Regions from separate parts of the Homo sapiens genome. Here region 1 is linked to region 2. The links are chromatin loops, found by intact Hi-C in ENCODE. Cell type or tissue: PC-3. All regions are shown on one strand. Each heading gives the region's core, and the rest is flanking DNA. Links, peaks and the distances in the headings are about the cores only. Region 1 has its middle 160 kb from the start of MIR548AM. Region 2 overlaps CTPS2 (CTP synthase 2).

Region 1 (8,341 bases), core at 63-8,062, 120 kb before region 2:
GTCCGCTCTCTACTCAAGAAGAGAAGGCAGAGAAGGAAAGGGCAGGATAGGATGAACACTTAGCTACATATCACGAACTAAAAAATAACAAATATGATAGGTTCTCCATCTTCTTTCCTGTTAACTCCCAGTGGACTTAGTTGTGAATTTGGCAGTGTCACATCTGACTCATGACATAAGAAAGTTGCTCATTGACTTAAGAAAACTGCCCTGTGAATTTCTATGCCCTATGAATATCAATCTGAAAAGTACATTAAAATAAATATGTCTACAGTCTTATTTGAACACTAAATATAATTGGTATTGAGCACATGCTTCAATGACTGTTGTCTGTTAAAAACGGCAACCTTGGAATAAGTTTTCATGGTAGTTTTTTTTTTTTTAATGTCCACAAAACCTTTGATAGTCCACAAAACCTTTGATATGCCTCCCTTCAAGAGGTAAAGCCTAACTCTCGTCTTTAGCCTGGGCTGGACTTGGTGACTCACCTCTAACAAATAGAATGTGGCTGAAGTGACTGTGGGTGGTGAGTTTGGGGATTAGGTCATAAAAAGGTACTGTGGCTTCCATCTTGGTCACGTCACCTCTAGCCCTCTCTTGGATCACTTGCTCTGGGGGAAGCCCTCTGCCATATTGTGAGCTGGCCTATGGAGGGGAACACATTGTAAGGAGCTGAGGGAGACCTCCAGCCAATGGTCATGAGGATCTAACACCTCCTGACAAGAGCCATGTGAATGCACCATCTTGGAAGCAAATTCTCCAGCCCCAGCCAAGTTTCCAGATGACTACAACCCCAGCCAACAGGTTGGCTGCAACCTCATGAGAGACCTGGAGCCAGAACCATCAGCCAAACCACTCTCAGATTCCCGACCCTCAGAAACTATAAAATTAATAAATTTTTGTTGTTGTAAGCCACAAATTTGGAGGTAATTTATTTCACAGCAAAAGATAACTAATGCAGATTCTCAAAATGTAATTCTGAGTAAATGATTGCAAACTGCAATTACATCTCATTTCTCCACAAAAAAAAAAAAATGTCTAAAACAGCCTTGAAAAAAATTCAAGATTGTGGTATCTGGTGAAACCAGAATTAACATTTCCAGCCAGGCGAAGTGGCTCACACCTGTAATCCCAGTACTTTGGGAGGCCAAGGCAGAAGGATTGCTTGAGTCCAGGAGTTCAAGACCAGCCTGGGCAACATAGGGAGACCCCCTCCGCCCCCCACCGCCCCATCTCTACAAAAAAATTTAAAAACTAGCTGGGCATGGTGGTGTGTGCCTGTAGTCCTATCTACTCAGGAGACAGGCAGAAGGATAGCTTGAGCTCGAAACGTCGAGGCTGCAGTGAGCAGTGATTGCTCCGCTGCACTCCAGCCTGGGTGACAGAGTAAGACCCTGTCTCAGAAAAAAAAAAAAGAAAAAAAACCCCTCCAAATTCCATCATATCACAACTATATTCCTTGCATTTATCCTCTCATTTATTCATTCAACAAACATTATCAAGCACTTACTCAGTGCCAGACAGTGTTCTCGACCCTGGGATACAGCAGCGAGTGAGACAAACCAAAATCTCTGCCCTCCTGAGGCTTACATACTAGTGAAAAAGAAATAAACAACAATACACAGCATACTAGGTAGTGATAAGAGCTAAGGAGCTCAAAGAATGCAATGAGTCAGGTCAATCAAACTTCATTTGCGGCTCTCAAAATAGCTCAGGGCAGTTTCCCTCCTTGTAGTGATTCAGAGACAGGCTCCTTCCATCTCATGGCTCCACCTTCCCAGGGACTGGGAGTCCTCTAAAGATTGTCAGTAGATGAGGAAAGTGAGGGAGAAGGTACACTTGCTTCTCAGTCACCTCCAACCAAGAGTGATACACAACCCTTCCACTCACAGGCCATGGCAATAAAATGTTATGTAGCCCCATTGCTTTGTAAAGCAATCTGGGGAACGTAGCCCCAACTATAGTGCTATGCTAGAAAGAACAGCAGAATCTTTGGTAGGCAGCCGTTTTTCTCTGCTACAGTCTCATTGATCTATTCCATCCCTGACTGTTCTACCTGCTGGCCCAGGCTTTGGCCCAGGCACAGTCATGCCAAGGGGAACAAATATCTCCCATCCGGATATCTGTAATCTCATTGTAAAAATTTCAATCCTTTTTGTGAGTCATTTCCTTGGTTTTTTTTTTAAATCACCTGTAGGGGCGACATATGGAGTTCTCAATCCTCAGAGAAGTTTATTAGATTTAATTTTTCATTCCTTGAGATAAGAAATCACCAGCTTACCTGGTAACTCAATGAGCTTTAATTGGGGACTGCAAGGGAGGTGGAGCGGGTATGTGCTGATGATAGCCACTCACAGCTTTGCTAAGGGTGAGTGTTTGGGGTCTCCATCACAAACTTTACTCCAGGCATCATCCTATCTACTTATCCACAGCCACTCTCCCAAGTCAAAGAAACACTTTGCAAATGCATATTCACTGCACATGGTCCTTCTCCAAGAGAAAAGAATGGCCCCCAGTTAATCGTACAGGCAGCTAAATGTCAGGAGCAATCACTGAGATGAGAGTGGCTCATCAAAGCAAGTCAGGAAAGAGGAGTCTTATTTAAAAGCTAAATGGGGTTCTGAAAGACAGACCCTGAGAAGAGCGATTTCTGGGCTGATTTCACTTTAATGCAAAGATCCACTCTCTGCTCTAACTCTCTATGATTATTTTATACAAATTGCATTACATCAATTCCTTGGGAAATACAGATGTAAGCTGCATTTCCATTTCCTAGAATTGAAAATGACTTCGGAGGGGCTCAATTGGAATTTTTTTAATCTTCTTTAAACATTCATATGTTCTGGAGGCAATAGATGCGAATACAGAGACACATTGCCTTGGTTGACAGTTTCAAAGTCTGTAACATCAGCCTGTAACCTTCTATGCTAAAGAAATCTGTTCGCCCAAGGAAGTTTAACAACTTCCCCTTGGAAAGGTAAATCATCAGCATATTTCTATAAAAGTGAATTAATTTGATACCACAAGGAAAAAATGCCACCCTGGGTTTTTAATTAGTTATCACATCTGTTCCGATTCTGAATTTAAAACTGAATGTTTAGTGTCAGTACACAATGTCACGGTCACTTTAACTCAGGAGAGTTAAAAATTTGCTATCTCTATGACGTTAGAACTGAGCACTGCAAGAACCGTACTCTCATCCCAATCCTGCTCTTTAAAGCCACAGACAGAAACATCTTTGAATGAGTGTATTCATTTTCTAGGTCTGCTATAACAAAGTACCGCAAATTTGGTGGATTTAAGCAACAGAAATTTTTTCTCTCCCAGTTCTGCACGTCAGAAGTCCAAAATCAAGGTGTTGTCAGAGCCATACTCCCTCCCAAGTCTGTAGGGAGGATCCTTCCTTGCCTCTTCCAGTTTCTGGTCACCCTAGGCATTCCTTGGCTTGTGTCAGTATCACTCCAATCTCTGCCCTATCTCCACGTGGTCATTTCTTCACCGTGTGTCTTCTGTCTTCACATGGTGTTTTTCTCTTCTTATAAAGACATCAGTCGCATTGAATTAGGGCTCACCCTAATGACCCATTTTACCTTGATTACATCTGCAAAGACTCTATTTCCAAAAAAAGGTCATAGTCACAGGTACTAGGGATTAGGACTTCAACCTATCTTTTGGGGGGACCCAGTTCAACCCATAATAGAAGGTATCCCAGATAAGGGGTTCAAAACATTATTGCAAAGATCATAAAACCTGCAAAGCTACTACAACAGCTTTGCAAAGTAACATTTGCAGAGCCTGGAGCAAGCATATGAATGCAGTCTCACATACCGTAGTCTAAAGATATAGAATTTACAAATCAAGCTACACCAACAGCTTGGCATACCTTCCCACCCAGCACCCCACACCCCTGGGGACCATCATTCCCTTGGATAGGCTAAAGAAACCTAAGTTTACCCCAAGGTCAGCTGTGTCTGTGAGTCTAAATACCAGAATGGGTCTTGTGGGACAGGGCATGGTGGAAGCTGGACCCAAGTCAAGGATGCCTAGGCAGTGTCAGGGTGACTGGATCCGCCCCTAGACCGACCAAGTCAAGCTCCCCAAGGAGCTGGGAAGGACACTTTCACAGCTCAAGATTTCCAGGCAGTTCTAAGCATTTTCCAAAACACCACCACCCAAGCAGAGGGGGAGGAGGGAACAGTTATTTGGGGCACCCCATCTGCCTAATCACCCACGTTGGGTGATTTAGAACAGCCAACTTAATGTGTTTTTTTCTTAATTTTAATTTTCATTTTTTTTTAGAGATGGAGTCTCACTCTGTCACCCAGGCTGGAGTCCAATGGCTGATCATAACTCACTGCAGCCTCAAACTCCTGGGCTCAAGAGAGTAGCTGGATCTACAGGTGTACCACACTGTGCCAGACTAGAATGGCCATCTTCAAATGAAAGCAGCCAATCTTCCTCTGGTTTCCTGGAGTGGAAGCTGTCTCCCCACCCTCCACCATGCACGCACGCGTGCACACACACGCGCACACACACACACACACACACACTTACAGGTTCTCAGCCCAGAATCCTCTGACCTGGGAGGCCTAGGAGAGTACATCTCTCTCCCGTAATTCCCAGTAACTTAATCAGTTATCGCACTTATAAAAACGTCTTTAAAAACATTAAAAATTCATCAAACTTTAAAACATTTCAAATTTTATGAGTTCAAAAACATTCCAAAAGTCATTGTCTTTCATTGCTTGTGGTGTATGGGGTCTTATAAGGTGTGGGGCCCAGGGCAGGGGCCCCTGGTGTCCTGGTCTGGGAGGGCAGCACTGCTACCTAGTTGTGATGCAGCTGTTCAAAAGAACTCTGGTTCCTTTGCAAGCCCCAGAGGGACATACAATTCCCTCAGTGCCCCAACCTTCGGCAAAAGTCAGCCCCAAATCATCTCACCACTAGGGGCCAGAATTTGTTACTGAGGCAAGTCTGATCCCACCAACTGAACTGCTGGGGGCAGATCGTGCCGGGTTCTTTAGACTCCCTGCAAGCAAGCCACCTGTTCCGCTTGGTTCCTGGGCAGGGCAACCTAGGTTGAAACGCTTTAGTGAAACCCTGAAGAAGCTGTGTGAGGTTCTGAGGTCCTGCTATAAGAAAGAGTCCCAGGCTTGGAGTGAAAAGAGATCAGATCCTACTCCTCCTCCTTTCCTCAAGTAGCCATATGAACTTGGGTGTGGCATTTATATTCTCTAAGCCTCGACTTTCCCCTGTAAAATGGAAATAATAAATCATAATATCTCTCCAGCATATGTCATAGAGGGTTGCTTCTGCTCTTGCACCATACACTGGGTTTGTTGGGTCATGACATCTTGTAGCTGTCATTAAGGAGCTATAATTTCCACTAAGGAGTTAGAGTCCTAGAATGGTTTACCCTCCAGGCCTAATAAATTCAAGCTTAGATGATGATGATGATGATAACAATATAATATAATCAATTAATATTTTATGTAAATACCAAAATAATACTGATAAAACAAGGGCAGGTTCTTTTTTTTTTTTTTTTTTTTTGAGACGGAGTCTCGCTCTGTCACCCAGGCTGGAGTACAGTGGCACAAACACAGCTCACTGCACCCTCGACCTCCCGGGATCAAGTGATCCTCCTGCCTCAGCCTCCAGTGTAGCTGAGACTACAAGCATGCACCACCATGCCTGGGTAATTTTTTTTTTTTTTTTTTTTTTTAGAGATGGGGTCTTAAAACTATGTTGCCGAGGCTGGCCTTGAACTCCTGGCCTCAGGTGATCCTCCCCCTACCCTGGCCTCCCAAAGTGCTGGGATTACAGGTGTGAGCCACCATGCCCAGCCCAAGGGCAGGTTCTGTTTGATGAAGGGGGTAATCATTTATGTGATATAATATAAAGGGAGAGGTGCTAGGAAAATCCCCAATATAAACATAATACCTCTTCTGTGCTGTTGTCTACAGTTCAATTATCAGAGTATTTTTTTCCTTTGGTTGAGTCGTGCCCACTTCTCATGTCCCACTTGAAAAGCCATAAACTTACTAACATGTCAGTACAAATGTGCTTATCACACAGTGCACTTTCCAGAGAGGTGACAAGCCCAAAAGACCCCCGTGCCCAGGAAGGGGTGGGGAGTTATGGGAGAAGAAATTAGTTAGGGAGCAGAAAGCAGGATCGGGGGCTGGTTAAAAGACAGATCAAAGGAAAACTGAAAGACCCCTCAAAGGTAGTTTCTACCAACCTCATACTTCACAGCCTCACAACCTGGCCCAGTCTCAGGACAAATGGAGATATATATATATATGCACTTATACAATTATATACGTAAATTATGCGTGTGGGTGTACTTTTTTCCCAGCACACTGATGTTAAGGGAGAAATGAAAAATACCATGTAAGTAGATAACACCTAAAAAGTAAGCATCACGAGTGAGCTATATAGACAGGATTTCCAGGAAGCTAATCATATCTCACAAAGAAATTGAGATGCCCTCTTTATCTTTATCTGAAAAGAAAGTCTTTCCAGCTATAATAAACTTATAATTTAGAAGAGCTCAAAAAGTCTTCCAGCTTTGTTAGTGAAAAGCAACCTGTCTTTAAGTGCCCCAGGTCATGTCTTCTTTTCTCATCTCAAATTATTCTGGGACAATCAGAAAGAAAGTGATCTACATCTGTTTACCTTGCTGAAAAAAGAAAAATGTCAGAGCTGCCTGCCAGGAGTTTTTTACAGTGTAGTTCCTCTTAGACACAGGAAATGGGGAGAAAGTCGCTGTCATTTAACAGATATTAATTTTGACCAGCCATGAATGAAACTTCTGCTGCTCCTGAAAAATATGTGTAGCTTGCCATGCCCTCAGACATGTGATTGGAATCAATTCTCCACCTGTCCATGACTTTTGCCATGTGGTTTTGCCGCGGAAAAATCACTAAAGCATCTCACTAAAGCAGCAGTCTATCTTTGCCCCTCCAGTCTGAGCCCCACCTGTAAAGGGCCTGGGAGTAATAGTTGAGGCTTTGCAAGCAAGACTGTCTCTTTTGCAACTACTTGTAGCACAAAAGTGGCTACAGAAAATATGTGTATAAATGGACATGAATGTATTCCAATGAAACTTTATTTACAAGAGCAGATGGCCAGCCAGATTTGGCCCACAGCCATAGTTTGCCTACTTCTAGCCTAGACACACTATTACCATAGCAATAATAGCTAATGATCATATTGACAAGAACTTACTTATGTCATTGTGATGTAGTGTTCCCTTCACCCAGAAGGCTCTGCCCACCTGTGCTTGTTGTCAATATCCTTTTTCTTTATGTCTTACACTCCTCTTCCAAGAAGCCTGAGACTGCTTACTTAGAAGAGTGTTCTAATCACCTATTTACTCATCCTTCTCCTTCATCACACTAAAAGTGTCTAAAAGCAAGGTTATGTCTTAATCACTTTTATATACCCAGAGCCTTGCGGAGAACCTAGACCATAGAAGATGCTCAGTAAGTGAATGTGAAGTGAATAATTCAAGGAAATACAATCACTTCAAGAGAATGAGAGGACAAGCCACAAACTAGGAGAAAATGTTTGCAAAAGACAGATCTGATAAAGAACTATAATCCAAAATACACAAAGAACTCTTAAAACCCCGCAATATGGAAAATGAACAATCCAGTTTAAAAAATGGGCAAAAGATCTGAACAGACATCTCACCAAAGAAGATATGAAGATGGCAAATAAACATATGAAAACATGCTCCATATCATCTGTCATCAAGAAAATGCAAATTAAAACAACAATGAAATAGCACTACATACCTATTAGAATGGTGAAAATCCAAAACACTGATAACACCAAATGCTGGCAAGAATGTGGAGCAACAAGAGCTCTCATTCATTACTAGTGGGACTACAATATGGTACAGCCACCTTGGAAGACAGTTCAGCAGTTTCTTGCAAAACTAAACATACTCTTACCATACAATCCAGCAATCATGCTCTTTGGTATTTACCCAAACAAGTAGAAAATTTATGTCTTCACAAAAACCTACATACAGATGTTTATAGCAGCCTTCTTCATAATTGCCAAAATTTGGAAGCAACCAAGATGTCCTTCAGTACCTGGATAAATGGTGGTACATCCAGACAATGAAATATCTTTCAATGCTAAAAAGAAATGAGCTATCAAGCTATGAAAAGACAGGAAAGAACCTTAAATACATATTACTAAGTGAAAGAAGCCAATCTGAAAAGTCTACATACTGTATGGTTCTAACTATATGACATTTTGGAAAAGGTGAAACTATGGAGATGGTAAAAAGGTCAGTTTTCTCCAGGGGTTGGGAAGAGGGAGG
Region 2 (8,341 bases), core at 231-8,230:
ATACCATTGAAACAGTGCCACCACTCACCCAACTGTCCTGTCAGTCAGGAAAAGCACATCCCCACTGGGTCTCAGAGCTCTCGGCCCGTTGTCTTTGCACTGTGTGACCACACACAAAACCAGGTAAAGTATTTACCTGCTTTGTTCAGGAGGCTGTCCTTGGCTCTCTAGTTTCTGATAGGACCCCATTTTAAACTCTCAAGCCCCCTTGTCCTTGTTCTTTGATAGTGTCATAGCCTCTAAACATATCACAATTATTAATATAATTAAATACTTATTTCCCTATAGATTTGTTTAAAGCCTGCCTTCCCCCAAGAGATGGTCAGGTCTGAAGGCAGGTTTGTTACAGATGACAGGCTCTTGGGCTCATCATGTAATAAAAGTTAACATGGGGACAAGCAGATTTCCAGAAAAGGCTTTTATCTTGGGGCTTGTGCTCGAGTGCAGGGGAGACACCAGAGGTACAAGGACCCTCAAGCTGACTCCCTGAAAAGGTGGTAGGGATTTTTTTTATTAGGCAAACACAGGAATTGGTATCATGGGTAGGGTATGCAGGCTGGCCTGGGCAAAGCACGTGACGGGTAGGGGATGCTGGTTAGCGTATCTAGTTGTGATGGTTATCTTGAGTAATGGGCCACCTGGGGGTCTGGCCAGCTGTAACAAGGCTGCAAATCAATTGTTCAGGGTTCCTTCCCTTCCCATGATGGGACATTCTGAAACCTCGGTTTGATGTTTAGATTTCCTAAGGCCAGTTCCTGGAATTCTTTTAAGTAAAAGGCATGATTAAACATTATGAGAGCACAGAAGAATGGCTATTTTCTTTGTAAGCCTGAAGCCTTATCTAAAACCAATTGTCAGCAAGGCAGGGGTGTGGGTCTTGTGATCAGTGAGACAAGAAGAAAAAAAAAAACGTGAAAAAGGAACTGAGTTCCTTTTCTATTCTATCTGAGGTTACTCCCCACTGCACCCCCGGCACCTGACATTGTGAGAGGCATTTGAACCAGAGTGACTCCATCTTGAATAGGGGCTGGGTAAAATGAATCTGAGACCTACTGGGCTGCATTCCCAGGAGGTTAGGCATTCTTAGTCACAGGATGAGATAGGAGGTTGGCAGGACTGGTATCACAAGATACAGGTCATAAAAACTCTGACCATAAAACAAGATGTGGTATAGAAGCCAGCCAAAACCAAGATGGTGAGAAAAGTGACCTCTAGTCATCCTCACTGCTCATTATACTCAAATTATAATGCATTAGCATGCTTAAAGAAATTTCCACTAGCACCATGACAGCTTACAAATGCCATGGCAGTGTTCAGAAGTTACCCTATATAGTCTAAAAAGGGGAGGAACCCTCAGTTCCAGGAATTCCCCACCCCTTTCCCAGAAAACTCATGAATGATCTACCCTTTATTTAGCATATGATCAAGAAATAACCATAAGTATACCCAGTCAGCAGCGCGTGCCGCTGCTGTGTCTATGGAGTAGCCATTCTTTTGTCTCTTTTACTTCTCTAATAAACTTTATTCTATGAATTTGCCCCCAAATTCTTTCTTGCGCAAGATCCAAGAACCCTCTTTTGGGGTCTGGACTGGGACCCCTATCACCATGCCTGGCTCAAGAAACATTTGTTGAGTAATGATTTATAGTGACTTTCTATGTGCTCATGTCTCACTCTTGTTCCAGTACCTGTATGCTAAGCAGCCATGCTACTGTCCTTCTGTGCTTCCCTACATTCCAAGTTCAAGGGGACAGGATGGTTTATTGTTTCTTAAGTGCTTGTCTTTCTGGTCCTGTTTACATGCATCATTAGCCCACAGGAAAGCACTCTGTTACAAATGACTTTAGAAATCACAATCATTAAAATTGAAAACTTCCATTTAAGCCAGACTACCCCTTTGTGATGTTAAAAGTGTTGCCTCTGAGCTTCCAACCCCCTCTCTATGAGGCCTATTCCAGCTTTTAACCTACCGTGGGTGCGGGCTTTTCATTTGGAGCCTCTTGTGATCTTCAAGCTGTAATTTTCGCAAGCAGGGCCCTAAAGCTCTTTAATTTTTTTGTTTACCAGAATTACTCATTTCATTTTTGTATGTGCTTGGTAGATGAATTTTCTGTGGCATCTTACAAAATAAGGCCATAATACCTTATGGCATTAAAAAAAAGTTGGGGGGGGAGCAAAACCACCACAAAAAAATTAACTGAACAATTAAAATATTTAAATTAGTATTAGAAAGCTTAAATGTAGGCAACAACTAAGTCATCTCAAGCACATTCAACAGGAAAAAGTAGAAAACATACTAGATAAGAACGTCAGAGAATGGGGCAAGGACTGGGGGAGGTGAAGGAGGTGCAGAGCTGGATCCTGTCTTTATTTGAAAATTTGATTTTGTGTTCAAATGTGAATTATTTCATTTTGATTTTTTTTTTTTTTTTTTTTGAGACGGAGTCTTGCTCTTGTCGCTCAGGCTGGAGTGCAATGGTGCAATCTCAGCTCACTGCAACCTCCGCCTCCCGGGCTCAAGCAATTCTCCTGCTTCATCCTCCCAAGTAGCTGGGATTACAGGCACGGGCCACCATGCCCAGCTAATTTTTGTATTTTAGGTAGAGACGGGGTTTCACCATGTTGGCCAGGCTGGTCTCGAATTCCTGACTTCATGATCCGCCCGCCTTGGCCTCCCAAAGTGCTGGGATTACAGGTGTGAGCCACCGCACCTGGCCTAATTTTGATTTTTTAAAATAATACTACATTAAAATATTACTGATCCTTCTTCAGAAGTTAAAGAGAATTACATATGACACAGCAATTCCACTCCTAGGCATACACCCCAAAAGAATTAAAAACAGGCATTCCAACAAACATTTGCATGTGATTGTTCATAGTATTAGTCACAATAACCAAAAGGTGAAACAAATTGTGGTATATTCATACAATGGAATTTTATTCAGCCATAGAAAGGAATGAAATTCTGACACATGCTACAACATGGGTAAACCTTGCAAACGCCATGCTAAATGGAAGCCTGACTGACCAGGGGCTCTTGGGCTCTCAATGCAATAGAAACTGACATGGGGCCAAAAGACTTCCCAGACAAAGCACGCGAAGGGTAGAGGATATAGGTTAGCATCATCTGGTTGTGATGATCATCTCGAGTAATGGGCCACCTGGTGGTCTGGCCAGCGGCAACAAGGCTGTAAATCAATTAATTATTCAGCATTCCCTCCCAAGATGGGACACTCTGCAATCTTGGTTCCCTATTTGGATCTCCTAAGGCCAGTTCCTGGAATTGTTTAAGTAAAAGACATGGTTAAGCATTATGAGAGCACAGAAGAACAATACAGAAAGGCCATTTTCTTTGTATGACTAAAGCCTCGAGGTTAGCAGGTATGGTGTCAATGAGGTAGTAGTATGGGTTTTGTGATCAGTGGGAATGCATGAAAAAATGCTCTAGTGGGGGTGAGCCAAAGCCAAGCCCCCCTTCCTACTGTCTCAGAAGAAGCCAGACACAAAAGACCACATATATTGTGTAATTCCACTTATATGAAATATCCAGAATAGAAAAAGCCACAGAAATAAAAAGGAGATCAGTGGTTGCCAGCGGACAGGTGGAGGGGAAGATAGGGAGTGACTGCTAGTGTGTACAGGCATTTATTTTGGAGTGATGAAAATGTTTTGGAAATAGTTAAAGGTGGTGGTTGCTCAACATCAGTGAATGCAACCAAATTGTTCACTTCAAAATGGTTAATTCTATGTTACGTGAATTTCACGTCGATTAAAAAATATATATACAGGTTGAGCATCCCTAATCTGAAAATCCAAAATGCTCCAAAATTTCAAAATTTCTGAATGCCAACATGACGCTAGAAGTGGAAAATTCCATAACTGATCTCATGCCAGAAATCACAGTCAAAATGCAGTCGAAACTTTGTTTCATGCACAAAATTATTTAAAATATTGTATCAAATTACCTTTAGGCTATGTATATAAGGTGTATATGAAGCATAAATGAATTTCATGTTTAGTCTTGAGTCTCATCCCCAAGATATCGCATGTATATGCAAATATTCCAAAATCTGAAATTCAAAACACTTCTAGCCCCAAGCATTTCACATAAGGGATACTCAGACTGTATTGCTGATCTTGATTCCTGAGTTTTTTGGAGCCCCCTTAAATTTTGTGCCTGAGGCAAAGCCTTACTTGCCACCCCCAAGTCTTGGACCTATTCAATTTTACTTTTACCAGGAAATAAACAGGGTGAGAAACTGCAATGATCTTGGACCACACACAAATCTGTGGCTGAGTTCCAGGTAACACAGTGACTCATTTTCTTACTCAAAATTACTTACAGCATGTTCCCTGCCATCCTTTCCATACAACACAGCAAAGGCACAGTGACCTGGACTCTTGCTCGTCATCCTAACATCCTGATCCGCTGGACAAAACATGAACACACTTTCTCCCCAGTGAGGTTGTTGGGAAAAATTTAATCAGCTACAGATATTTTAAGTACCAAAGGCTGCCTCTGGAGGGAAAAGAAAACTACCCCTCTGGTTCTGGTTGACAGAAGTATGTATTATCAGATTCCCTGTGAGGCTTTACATCCCATGTTTGCTGGAGAACAGAGGGATTCTCTAAGAGTGTAGTGATTTCTTCAGATAGTTCCTTCATCTTGCCTTCAATTATTTCAGAGGCTTAAAAGAAAAGAATATAAATATTAGCAACACCAGGAACTGAATAATACAAGTCTTTCAATATCTCCAGCTAACCTTTGCACCATTTTGGCTTGCTCCAAAGGGTCTCCATGTTTGAGGCAAAACTAAATAGACACAGCTTTGCATCTTCCCTGATAAACATGAAGAGACCTCACAGGAAAGCAATGAACACTTTACAAGTCTTCCAAAAGCTGCTGTCTCTGCTAAAGAACAGCTTATACAAGTCAAGGCCTGCCATAATGCCTAGGGCAATCCAGGCACTATCTGCCACTGAGCATAAATTTACTGAAGCTATCCAGGCTGGTATTCTCTCTAATAGTGCATAATAGAGCAATGGAAAAATAAGCTGCCCTTGGACACTAAGCCTGTCTCTTGCATCTCCCTACAAAGAAATCAAATACTATTTTATTTTATTTTATTTTATGTTTTATTTTATTTTAATTTTATTTTATACAAATCCAAGGAAATCTGCTCTTCTATGAGTGGCCTAGACCAGGGATCAGCAAACTGTTTTTGTAAATAAAATTTTATTGGAACACAGCCATGCTTGTTCACTTACATATTGTCTATGGTTGCTTTCCTGCTACAACAGCAGAATTGAGTAGTTGCCGCAGGAACTGCATGGCTCATAAGCCTAAGATATTTACTCTCTGACCTTACAGAAAGTCTGTCAACCCCTGGCCTAGACTATGATGACTCTAACCACAACAGCCCCCACATATACATTTATAGGTGTACTTATATTTTTTTTTTCCTGGCCCAAGGTGCATTCCATTTTCCCCAAACACTAACTCTGTCATGGGCTGTCATGCGTGTCCTGCTAACTGTGCCAGTCAAATGGGAGTATCTCAAAGGGGCAAGATCCTGTGAGGCGAGTCCTATAATACCCGCCTCTATACCAAGATGACAGCTTGTCCATGAGAGAAATGAACAATCCTCGAAGATTCCATCTTACCCTCACAGGCAGTCCCCATTATTCCCAGTCATGTATTCATTTCAGCTTATTTCCAACTCAGCTATCCTTGGCTCTGAAAAGCTGTCATCACTGGCATCACTGTATCTATCACTAGATTAAAAGAGGAACTAATTTAGCAAGGTATAAAAAAAAAACCTGGACAATTATTCAATTTGCAATTTCAAACACATTCCATATTAACCCCTTAGTATGAGAGAAAATACTAAAGAATATTCTTTTAGCACTTTCTAGTCACCACAGGAAGAGGTCAGTCCAATCACATGCAATGGCCTCTTTCTTTGGTCAGAGAAACTGATCACTTATTTTCATCGTAAACTGGAAGTTACTTATTCAGAAAATTAAAAACGCATTTCAGTTTAGACTGAAATTTATAATCTTCTGAAGACCACTGATCATTTCTAAACTTTAATAAAAGCCTTGAAAGTAGATTGCCTTCCTGCCACCTTAACTATTGCTTGCTTTCTACTAGAGGTGTTATATTAACAAACTGATTTAAAATGAAAGCCTGAGTTGATGGACCCATTTATTTTCTGTGAATCTACTCTTGTCATACTAGGGACTAAACCTCAGTCCATCTGAGGTTGAGCATCACTTAGTCCTACTCCTACTGATGTCAATTTGTTCTTCAATGTAATAACATAGCATACGATATTACCTGGATCTTCAGTTTGTTTTTTTCATTCTTCATTCTTCTGATGACAACTGTTTCCTTTGGCAATGAGGGAGTTCAGGACACACTACCCCAAAATATGGCATCTTGGCATATTGCGTATGGCTCATAAGCCTAACATATTTACTCTCTAACCTTACAGAAAAAGTCTGTCAACCCCTGACCTAGACTATTATGACTCTAACCATAACAGCCCCCACATATACATTGCATGAAGCGGAAGGAATTTGAGACAGCATGTGCAAGAAGTTCTCTCTGACCTTCCTCTGACCTTCCCCCACTGAAGCAGGTCATAACACCCCGGAAGGATTTTCTGACCTTCTCCAAGCAGGTCAAAAGGCCCTCAGGTGAGAGGTACCCCCAACCCCCATACCCAGAGGAAACGAGTATCCTTATCTCTGAAGACACAGGATCCCAGGGAAGAATCTGAATAAACAGGCCTTGCTAAGTTCCCCTACTATATTACCATGAGATCACACTCTTTTTGCTCTATTATAACTCTCCATGACTCTCTACTCTTCATCAGGTCTGTTTTAGAAAGACCAGAGTTTACCTGTTTCTTTGAATCTTCATTTCCTTATGAAGGTTCCCATAATACTTACATTAAATAAATTTGTATGCTTTTCTCTGTCTCTTTTTTTTTTTTAAGAAATGGGGCTGGAGTGTGTGTGTGTGTGAGTGTGGGGAGGTGGTGCCTCACTGTTGCCCAGGCTAGTCTCCAACTACTGGCCTCAAGGGATCCTCCCACCTCAGCCTTCCAAGTAACTGGAATTATAGGCACCTGCTATAACAGGGATTATAGGCACCTGCTGCTGTGCCCAACTGTATGCTTTTTGCTTGTTAATCTGTTTTTTTGTTATCAGGGCCTTGGCCATGAACCTATGATGGGTAGAGGAAAAACTATCTTTTCTCCCCTCTAGCAACATGAAAGGACTAGAGAACAGTGAACACAGCTGTGTATCCCTGATTACATTAGCGAAATGCTGTAATTCTTTTCAGCTGCAGTTTGGCTTTTGGCTCTGTGTTTTAAGGACCACAGCACCTCCCTAGATCCAGATCTGTGCTGGCCTCCGTGCTTGAGAATCACAGCACCTCCTCATTACGGAGGAACTAGTCATCTACGATCAGCAAATTGCACAGGAGCTTGAACTTGGTGGTCATGAGGACTAAGACGTGCATATTGGCTCAAGACCCAGAAAACACCCTGCAGTGACATAAAAAATGTTAACGCACTCTCTACACTTGCCTTGAAATGTTATCTCCTTCAGATCATGTTTTCATTATGATTTTAGGTCAGCAGCGTGAAAGTTTTCCCTTCCAACATTCTCATAGGTCCAAGAGTTGGAGAAATAATTTTCACAATTATGCAAATTTCAAAATTAGAAATATATGGAATGCCCTGATTACCTTGAGTCACAGAAAGTATTCAAAATAGGACCAATTATTGACAAATATCGCCAGGTTGGGTTGCCTTAGAAATACCCCTTCCCCATGAGATAGCTCTGCAACTCAACTTTCACTCTGAGCTGTGGGGTCTGTTTGTGGTTCCTTTTACTCAGTTCCAAATAAATCAGCACACTGATCTACTCCACTAGAGTTCTACTGATCTATGGAGATGATATTACAAGGAAATGTTTCATGCCTGACCCATCCCCAGTCTTGGCCAAACTTTTGCTGATTTATAGCAATAAAAGTCTGAATTCCCAGCCAGGTGCGGTGGCTCACGCCTGTAATCCCAGCACGTTGGGAGGCCAAGGTGGGCGGATCACGAGGTCAGGAGATCGAGATCATCCTGGCTAACACGGTGAAACCCCAACTCTACTAAAAATACAAAAAATTAGCCGGGTGTGGTGGCGGGCGCCTGTAGTCCCAGCTACTCGGGAGGCTGAGGCAGGAGAATGGCGTGAACCCGGGAGGCGGAGCTTGCAACGAGCCAAGATCGCGCCACTGCACTCCAGCCTGGGCGACAGAGCAAGACTCTGTCTCA

What was found. Hi-C counts contacts between places; a loop is a spot of excess contacts. Peaks named below come from ENCODE experiments on the same cell type or tissue, not always from the same donor. Only the 100,000 strongest peaks of a DNase experiment are listed, where the experiment ranks them.
Region 1: a loop joins it to region 2, with 2.4 times the contacts of the local background. A loop is called at or near these places in 2 of 110 quality-filtered maps.

Annotation. Positions count from the first base shown.
Region 1 is chrX:16,465,131-16,473,471 of GRCh38, forward strand. No RefSeq gene overlaps it. Among named protein-coding and RNA genes, the nearest start is that of MIR548AM, 160 kb to the right of the region's middle. In PC-3, for the core only: a CTCF peak has its summit at 4,934 (motif pointing right); DNase peaks (open chromatin) are centred at 1,711 and 2,111; H3K4me3 peaks cover 334 bases; H3K27ac peaks cover 4,620 bases.
Region 2 is chrX:16,585,089-16,593,429 of GRCh38, forward strand. It overlaps CTPS2 (CTP synthase 2), which reads right to left. Exons shown (of 19, transcript NM_175859.3): 18 at 5,664-5,774; 19 at 2,911-4,687. The coding sequence ends at 5,705. Among named protein-coding and RNA genes, the nearest start is that of MIR548AM, 38 kb to the right of the region's middle. RefSeq lists an enhancer at 1,555-2,338. In PC-3, for the core only: no CTCF peak of the experiment used is centred there; a DNase peak (open chromatin) is centred at 4,343; H3K27ac peaks cover 4,412 bases.